2 separate regions of the Mus musculus genome follow, and region 2 is linked to region 1. The links are chromatin loops, found by intact Hi-C in ENCODE. Cell type or tissue: left cerebral cortex. All regions are shown on one strand. Each heading gives the region's core, and the rest is flanking DNA. Links, peaks and the distances in the headings are about the cores only. Region 1 overlaps Asph (aspartate-beta-hydroxylase). Region 2 overlaps Clvs1 (clavesin 1).

Region 1 (4,399 bases), core at 258-4,257:
ACAAAGCCCTAAAACTAAAAGTAGGATCATGAACTGATTTTCACATATGTACTCAAAAATCATTGTGAAGCCTTGGTATTAGTTTCTGAAATGACCTTGGGAAAAGAGATAAACACAACAGGCCAAACTTTGGTTAGGGAAACACAGCTCATTAGTTTATAAGTAAGAGGCAAAAACAGAGGAGTGCCACACATTACTCTCAATGTATGAAGGCTCCTTTTAAAAGAAAACCAATCAGTTGTGTGATAGGGCAATATCTAAAGCTCTGTGCATCCTAGTATGCTCACCCAAGTGAGAATGCAGTCCTGGGTGAATAAACAACAACATAATATTGGTTTTCAAGGTGAAGAAAAACATTCCATGTTTCTGAGATGGGACGAGTGTACTCGAGGAAGACTTTTAGAAGGTAGGAGAGGGAAATGCAGTTAGATGCTGGTCAAAATGAGCTCGAAGCCTGCTGAGACCTGAGACCTCGCTTGTGCTTGGCTCCCAGGATGAACTTCACTGCGCTCTTTAGACTGAAATGGGGGATGAGAGAAGGATACTGGAAGGAAGGAAAAGAAAGAGTTGGAAAACAAGAGTGAATTTTACAAGGAGAAGAAAGAAGACAGTGTGGGAAGGAGGAGACATACACGTAGGAAGGATCTCTAGACCTCCATCTTGTGTCTCCAATGGTTTGTTCATTTTTACATTCACCTGATCCTAAATCACTATGACACATAATGTTTCTTTTAACCAAACCCTGCAGGACAGGAGCCACTGGGTATGTTAGCTGACACCCTGTCCCACAGGGACTACGTTATAGCCTAGTGCAGGTCTTTTCTATACAATACACATTTGCAATGCTGTAGTCTCAGTCCACCATGCATGTATTAATGATGTCATAAAAAGCCAAGGCCAAACTTCTGATCTCCCAAAAACAATCAAAGTTATGACAAAGGTAGAAAGACAATAGCTTCAAAATTCAATGACATTACAGTTAAGCACCAAGAGCAACAGAGTCAAGTGCCTCTTTGTGAGCAGGCTGAGGGGGAAGCTGCTACTGTTGACGATGTTTCCAACACAGAAGAGACCCTTCTGTGACACATCCTAGCTCACTGAAGTAGCATTTAATGTAAAGTCGGCAGCTTGGAAGCCACTGATCCAGAGGCTCAAGTCAAAGAACGAGGACCCTCGTCTGTCTTTGTTTTACAGAGGGGTTAGCTTTTTCCTGCTTCAAAGTGCATTCGACATATTGTTTGCTTTACGCCAAATAAACTCCCTTGTTGCCTAAAGGAACCAGTTTCTAGGCTTTGTGACTTAGAGCTTATCTATTAAAATGTCCACTATAAAGCAGAAATCCTTTGAAAGCCATCTCAGCCAGAATATGGGAATATCAATGGTATAATCTACTACTTTTGCCTGAGAGTCTCATACTGCAACACTTGAAAATAGTATATTATTTACATTTATTGACTTCATTCTTTTTCCTATCACAACAAAAACCCTTAAAAAGTTGTCAATACAGACTGATAAAAATGAAGCTCAAATAGAAATTAATTAAAATTTAAATCGTTCCAATCAAGATATAGGGGTGAATATGGTCAATATACTTAATAGTCTTTATGGGACCCATTGCTCTGTACAATAGAGGCATGCCACTAAAGAAAAACAAAGTAAGGAAAATTGGTCATGGTGGCAGTTGAAAGGCTGAAGGTGAAAGATTACCATGAGTTTGAAGCCAGCCTGTGCTAGATGTGACTTTCGGGCTCCAACAGGGAGTGAAGGGCAGAGAAAGTAACGGGAGAGTTAAATCCAGATTGTTAGCCATAATCACGTACATGCTGTTTCATTCAAGATAAAGAGGACAGAACACAGTGTATGTTACATGTCATTTTCAATCAGCACTTAAGAGTTGTCTACAGATAACTCAGTGCGGCTCAAAATACACCAGTGCTTACCTCTTCGTAAACCTTCTTGGCACTGTCGTTGTCTCCCAACAAGAGGTATCCTACGCCAAGGTCGTTTTTTAAGGTAGTATCACTAGGGAACAGTTGAACTAGTCTCTGGAGGGTAAGTAGAGAACCTCTCATGTGACCTAGTGTTGGAAAATAGGATTAAAAGTATTATGAATACAGACCACAAGAGAGGATTTAGCAGATCCTGAAGAACAACTTACATCTGACATCCTCTATGAACAGATCAGTAAGTCCTGAGTAGCATAGCTATAATGCTATCTGTAATTGTTCTATGTAGATACTAAATACGAGATCAATCATAAATTGTAAAGACATAGTATTTTCTGAGTCAATTCACATTTACATTTTTTTTATCTTATGTTCTTGAGAATATAAATGTATGTTACCAATTCAGGTGAAACAATTTTGTTTTATTAGCTTTGAAATTTTAGATGGAGTATAGATAATAGAAAGCCTGAGTTTGGGTCGAGCTGTCAGTATGGGCACCGAGGGCCATGGCACCAGCTTCATTGTGCATGCCTTCTCTAACAGAGGAGGCAGAGACCGAGCAGAGGAGACATTTTCCAGTACTATGGGAGCCTCTGGTGGACAACAGGCTATGGTGCACTACATGGCTCAGGAAAGCCCAGCTGCTGTTCACTTGGAGGCTTAGACAGAAAGAGTCTGGGCCCACTGTCACTGCTCATTGTCACAATTGCAAATTGGAAACACAAACTGCAAATGGGGGCGGGGCTGTGCTAAGAAGACTAGCATTTGCAATAAATAAATAAATAAATAAATAAATAAATAAATAAATAAGAGAAAAACCTACCGTGCAGGGATTAATGCCTACAAAGGGGACTATGAGGAGGCAGGTGCAGTTCAGCCAGGGAACACAGCTACTGCTTAGCTAACATAAGCAAATCTGGCCCGTTCACTCCAGGGTCTGTGTCGCATTGCTGGGTAATGCTATTCCAGTCAGGACTCCGAGTGGTTTTCCCAGGCAGTGCTTCCCTCTCTGGTGCAGACAGCAATGGTGCCAATGGTGCAGGTACCTCCTGCAGACACCTGCTGCTGTTCCTCCACACCTTGTCTGGATCCCCTGTTATACTGTGAGGAAACTCCATAACTCTGCAATTTCAGGATCCCTGTCCAGTTGCCTCAGAGCCTTCTCACGTTACCCTGTCTCATTCTCACCTCAGCGGAAGAGACTATACTGAAAACTAAAGGATTTCTGTGGAAGGTGAGACATCTTCACAAGATCAAGAGACCTTGATCTCGGGCTGGGAGGCAAGAGAATCTTTTGGTATAAAAATTAAGAGGGAACCAAAGACAATCCGTTTAACTCTAAGTTGAATAATTATTTTAACAAATTCTCAAAAAAAAAAAACCCTCCCAAAATTAATGTAAAAATCCACAGTGACTTTGTATGCGTTTATATGCATGTGTGGGTGTGTGAACAGAGACTAGAAGACAACACTGAGTGTCTTCCTCAGGAGCTGTGAGCTTATATGCTTGCCTGAGAAAAGCTCAATGACTGGAAGGCAGGCCAGCCTTGTGAGCATGAAGACATGTGATACCCAGAAACCAAGCATAAAGGCCACATATGCTGGCGCAGGCATGTAATCCCAGTGCTTGCGAGGCAGCGACTCGGAGCTTTGGGACTAGAAAGTCAGCCGGTGTAGGCTATGTGAAGTGCTCCAGGCCAGTGAAGATCCTGTCTTTAAAAATAAGGAGAAATGGCATCTAGGTTTTCCTCTGGCCTAGACATTCATAGATGTTTGCTTCTGTACACGTATGAGTGCACTTGTGTGTGAACAGACAGACACACCCATACACAACCGAACACATACACACACATGAGGGTGCACACAATTACTGAGGCTAAGATTGGTTAAATAAAGAGAAGTTGTGTTTAAGTCAGACAAGGCAAAAGGCAGGCTTCTTCTCAGGCACCTTGACTTTGAGAAGGCACCATGTGGCTGCCACTGAAGGCAGGCATGTTCCCCCATCACCAAGCTCAGCTTCTCACCTAGAAACTGCTGCCGTTCCGACCTTCGCTTCAAGCTCAGCTTCACCAGGTCTGTAGGGGCATCAGGCAGGTCGGCTGCCTCCTGGTAGGTCTCGATGGCCCTGCGCAGAACCTCATTGCTTCTCTGCTTCTCTGCCAAGTCATCTTCACACTAGAGGTGGCCCCCAGATGGATCAATATGCCATTACCTCAATGCCTGTCATTTCCCCCAGAGATCCAATGACAGTGATCTTTTAGACATGCTTTTTAAAAAGACAATTGACCTTTTCTTTATCAAATGATACAAACAAAAGAAAGCAGGACAACTGTTGTTTCAATAACAGGAAGAAAAGTCTGCTGCTAAGTTACAGACGAGGAAGAGGACTATACAATCACAACAATAGGGCTGATGGGGACAGACATAATAACATTTGGGAACATTAGACATACA
Region 2 (4,399 bases), core at 224-4,223, 250 kb before region 1:
TAAGAGATGAAACTGGAGGATTGGGAACTATGAATAGTTCAGTTTTGAACATACTATCTTTGTATCTGTAGGTTATTTGCAGGAAGATGCTCAGTGGGCAACTGAAGAAGGAGCCTGGAGATCAGAAGAAGGCTAGGGACTGGAGTTGTTTGCTTGCAGGTAGACAGATCATGGGGCAGGATCCTGAAGATTGTGGTATTGGCTTGCACATAGGGAGCAGAATGAGCAGGGGAAACAAGATGCAGGGGGCAGGGATGGCCAGGGCCTGTGGACAGAGAAAGGAATGAGGGAAGGAGAAGATGGTCTAAGGAGGAAAAGGTCGGTGTCCAATACTAATGGATGTCACCGAAAATGGAAACTGAAAACTGACTTTTGTATGTAGCAACATGAGTGCCATTCAATACTGTCTAGACTGCTTGGTATCCTTCCAGTTTGTTTGTTCCAGCATCATCATTGTTAGTATCTATCTTAGCCAGGGTTACTATTGCTGATACTATTGATGAAACACGATGGACAAAAGCAACTTGGGGAAGAAAGGATTTATTTGCCTTATGTATCCTGAACCACAGTCCATTGAGGGAAACCAAGGCAGAAACTCAAAGAACGTGTGAACCTGGAGGCAGGAACTGATGTAGAGGCCATGGAAGGGTGCTACTTATTAGATTTCTCCTCATGCTTTGCTCAGTGTGTTTTTTTATAGCACCTAGGACTATCAGCCTAGGTGTGGCACCACCCACAATGAGCTAGGCCTCCTGCATCAATTATTAAGAAAATTCTGTATAGACTTGCCTATAGCTTGAGCTTATGAAAGGAATTTCTCACTTGATGCTCCTCCTTTCAGATGACTCTTGCTTGTGTCATTAGTGCCTATGTTTCTATAACAATGATACATCCATCTTTGGTATGTTGGTGAGAAGATGTTGATCAGACTGTCTAAGAGAATGGTGAATGTAGAGATATCTTGGATCAAGTATACAAAGAAAGATTCAAAGAATACAGGTGATTTTCTTCTTTTGTTTATCATTTACCAGGAGAAATGAGATGATAATCAAAACTCTTTTCTTTTCCTTTGTAAAACAGTAGCTGAGGACAATAGAAAATTTATAGCAAATGGACAGATTTAGAAGTCCATATGGGTGAGGTAGAGAGCAGATTGAGAGCCTTGGGTGCCTGTGGTTTCTTAGCAGGACAGGAAGAAGTCAAAACCACAAGTTCCACATGAGCCTGCAAACCTTTCTCATGGCTCAAAATGTCCTTCCTGAAGGTCAAGCTTCCAGCCCTGAACTTGTCTGGCATAACCTAGCCTGTGGAAACACGCTTGCTATTAATTAGGCACCTTAGGGTTAGGTTAGGGTGACCTTTAGTAGTCTCAAGCCGCGAAGGGCTGCCCTTAAAAAATGTGAGAGACATATTTATGTCTGGGATACTTGTGTGAGAAATGAGGCTAATGGGAACCAATCAATTGTATAGCAGCCATAACATCTCTGTTGTATTTAGGCCCATGAACAGCCACATAAGCATGCTTTAGCATCATCAACAACAAAACCATTCATTAATAAAAATCACTCTATCGCTAATCTGACTACAGACCATTATCTTAAGGAGTCACTCACTGTAACTAAAACTTTTGTGAATGTATTTCAAATATTTGTATGTTAACTATTCAAGTTGTTAATAATACGGCCAAATGTCCTATCTAAGGATTATATGTGCTTAGTTGCAAGGTATATGCTCATCAGACCCACACTTCAATGAACTCTTCTATCTAGACTTCAATGAATTTGCCCGGATATTCTCTGCTTCATCTCTCTCTCTCTCTTGTTTCTCCTGTGTGCATCTGTTTTTCAGTAAGCAATGGCTTCGGTTTCCCTCCTCTTTTGGATGGCCACCACCACATAGGGCCTGAATGTCCTGCTGTTCTCCAAGGACAGAAAGAAGACTCTGTACCCGTCTGTTTGGGGAGCAGTCTTGTAGGGGAGCCATCGAATGGGCCACGGATTCAGCACACTTCCATGTGAATGGGACCAGTTTCTGTTCTTCCCTCACCTCAGAGCTTAAGCACTTGGGAAGGAGATTTGGCCAAGATGACGCATTTGCAGGCTGGGCTCAGTCCAGACACTATAGAAAAAGCTCGTCTGGAACTGAATGAAAACCCAGATATTTTACATCAGGACATTCAACAAGTCAGAGACATGATCATCACCAGACCAGACATTGGGTTTTTACGTACAGATGATGCCTTCATTCTGCGATTTCTTCGAGCCAGGAAGTTTCACCAAGCCGATGCCTTCAGACTCCTGGCCCAGTACTTTCAGTACCGCCAGCTGAACCTGGACATGTTCAAAAACTTTAAGGCAGATGATCCCGGGATTAAGAGGGCTTTGATCGACGGATTCCCCGGAGTGCTGGAAAATCGTGACCACTATGGCAGGAAGATTCTCTTGCTGTTTGCTGCCAATTGGGATCAGAGTAGGTAAATGTAGATAGTGTCTTTACTTGGCTTTGCTTTGACATAGCATCATCAGTGCATGCTGGGGTTGTATTGCTTCATAGGTCAAAATTCATTCCACATGCCCTCAAGGAGGTTTTAGGACCTTGATGTAATGTCACCCAAAAGCAAAACTACAAGAGAACTATAGCCTCTGAGTTGCACTGGACTTTAGAAGTAGGCATTTCACTCATCAAATTGGGTCAATTATTTTAATAAATCCAAAGTTGATGTTCCAAAAGGGCAATCTGTTCTCTTTGACATTATCTCCTTAAGCAACAACAGTACAAAAACCCCAGCTTCTCTAGATTGGTTTCCATACAAAATAAGTTTTGTGGATGCTCTCTGTAACTTTAATATCCTCCTCTTTTGTATGGCAGATTTTTCATACAAATGAACTCCCTTGATAAATGTCCTTTTTAGAGCCCCAGACTCTACATACCCATGTATCTGTCTTCATCTCTCTACCTAGTCCCTCATGCCAAAATATGGGATCATCTTTGGCATTGGTCCCATTATCTGACCTCTTCCCAAATTCCACCCACCTCCACCTTTTCCTTTAAAAATCATTCCCAGTATCTTCACTTCACTGCCCCCATGGCTAACGATCAAGTTTTCGTTCACATTGTTTTGTGAAAACAATTATAACAGAAATGTAAGATCACACTGCTCATCAGATAACCTTTTTGGTGCTTACCACATTTTCTTTTATTTTCAATTTTTAAAATTTTCATTAGGTATTTTCTTCATTTACATTTCAAATACTATCCCAAAAGTCCCCCATACCCTACCTACCCACTCCCCTACCCACCCACTCCCACTTCTTGGCCCTGGCATTCCCCTGTACTGAGGCATATAAAGTTGGCAAGACCAAGGGGCCTCTCTTCCCAATAATGGCCAACTAGGCCAACTTCTGCTACATATGCAGCTAGAGATATGAGCTCCGGGAGTACTGGTTAGTTCATATTGTTGTTCCAACTATAGGGTTGCAGACCTCTTTAGCTCCTTGGGTACTTTCTCCAGCTCCTCCATTGGGGGCCCTGTGTTCCATCCAATAGCTGACTGTGAGCATCCATTTCTGTGTTTGCCAGGCACCGGCGTAGCCTCACAAGAGACAGCTATATGAGGGTCCTTTCAGCAAAATCTTACTGGCGTATGCAATGGTGTCAGCGTTTGCTTACCACATCTTCTACTGGGTATTTGTATGATCTCATCTAGCCACCCAATACCTTCAAATTATAAAGGTTACTGCCATTTCTCATACTTCATGGTACAAGAATATGAGAAGGTACAGATCTGGATTCACTGTCACATAGCTAGTGAAGCCAGAATGGAAGTTGTGTCCTGGTTATGTGACTTCAGAGCCAGTTGTCATAGCCCAGCTATGCAACGTCACCGTGTGTCATGAGATCAGGGAAGATGGTGCCTTTTGCATGTTTATCTCTTTGCTGGGTAGCACAACTATCAATGTTGATTGGGAAAAATGAAAGGAGCCACTTGCTAGAACGCCCACTGTGGTTGGGACTTTCACAACAATATCGTGGATAAAAATTTTATGTTCATAGGAAGACATAATGGAAAAATATACCAAAACCTTACCAATGCCATTTAAAAGAACTTCTGGTCTGTCTTTCCGTTGCCTCATGCCCCTGTTTTTTCTAAGAATATCAGAAGTCCAGGGAGGTTTCACAATCATTGGCTATTTCCTGGTTGATAAATCAAGGCAGGACCATCTGGCTCTGGAAAAGTACACAAATGTCTCCACACAATCAGCCTAGACTTGAGTCAGATCTGTACCTGAACCGATAATAGCGATGTGGAATAGAAATCATGTTTATCAAGTTCACATTGCAGTTCATGGTAAGCCTTGCTTTATGTTGTTCCACTGATAAGAATGATGGATGGATTTTT

The links. Peaks named below come from ENCODE experiments on the same cell type or tissue, not always from the same donor. Only the 100,000 strongest peaks of a DNase experiment are listed, where the experiment ranks them.
Region 2: it touches region 1 in a loop (2.6-fold over the local background); 5 of 42 quality-filtered maps call a loop at or near these places.

What each region holds. Positions count from the first base shown.
Region 1 is chr4:9,527,946-9,532,344 of GRCm38, forward strand. Asph (aspartate-beta-hydroxylase) reads right to left here. Exons shown (of 24, transcript NM_023066.3): 16 at 3,970-4,120; 17 at 1,941-2,077. Among named protein-coding and RNA genes, the nearest start is that of Asph, 140 kb to the right of the region's middle. In left cerebral cortex, for the core only: a CTCF peak has its summit at 2,543; a DNase peak (open chromatin) is centred at 2,539.
Region 2 is chr4:9,279,540-9,283,938 of GRCm38, forward strand. Clvs1 (clavesin 1) reads left to right here. Exons shown (of 6, transcript NM_028940.2): 2 at 1,849-2,473. The coding sequence starts at 2,019. Gm11816 (a long non-coding RNA gene) reads right to left here. Exons shown (of 3, transcript XR_881109.3): 3 at 1-4,399. Among named protein-coding and RNA genes, the nearest start is that of Gm11816, 5.7 kb to the right of the region's middle. In left cerebral cortex, for the core only: no CTCF peak of the experiment used is centred there; a DNase peak (open chromatin) is centred at 2,060.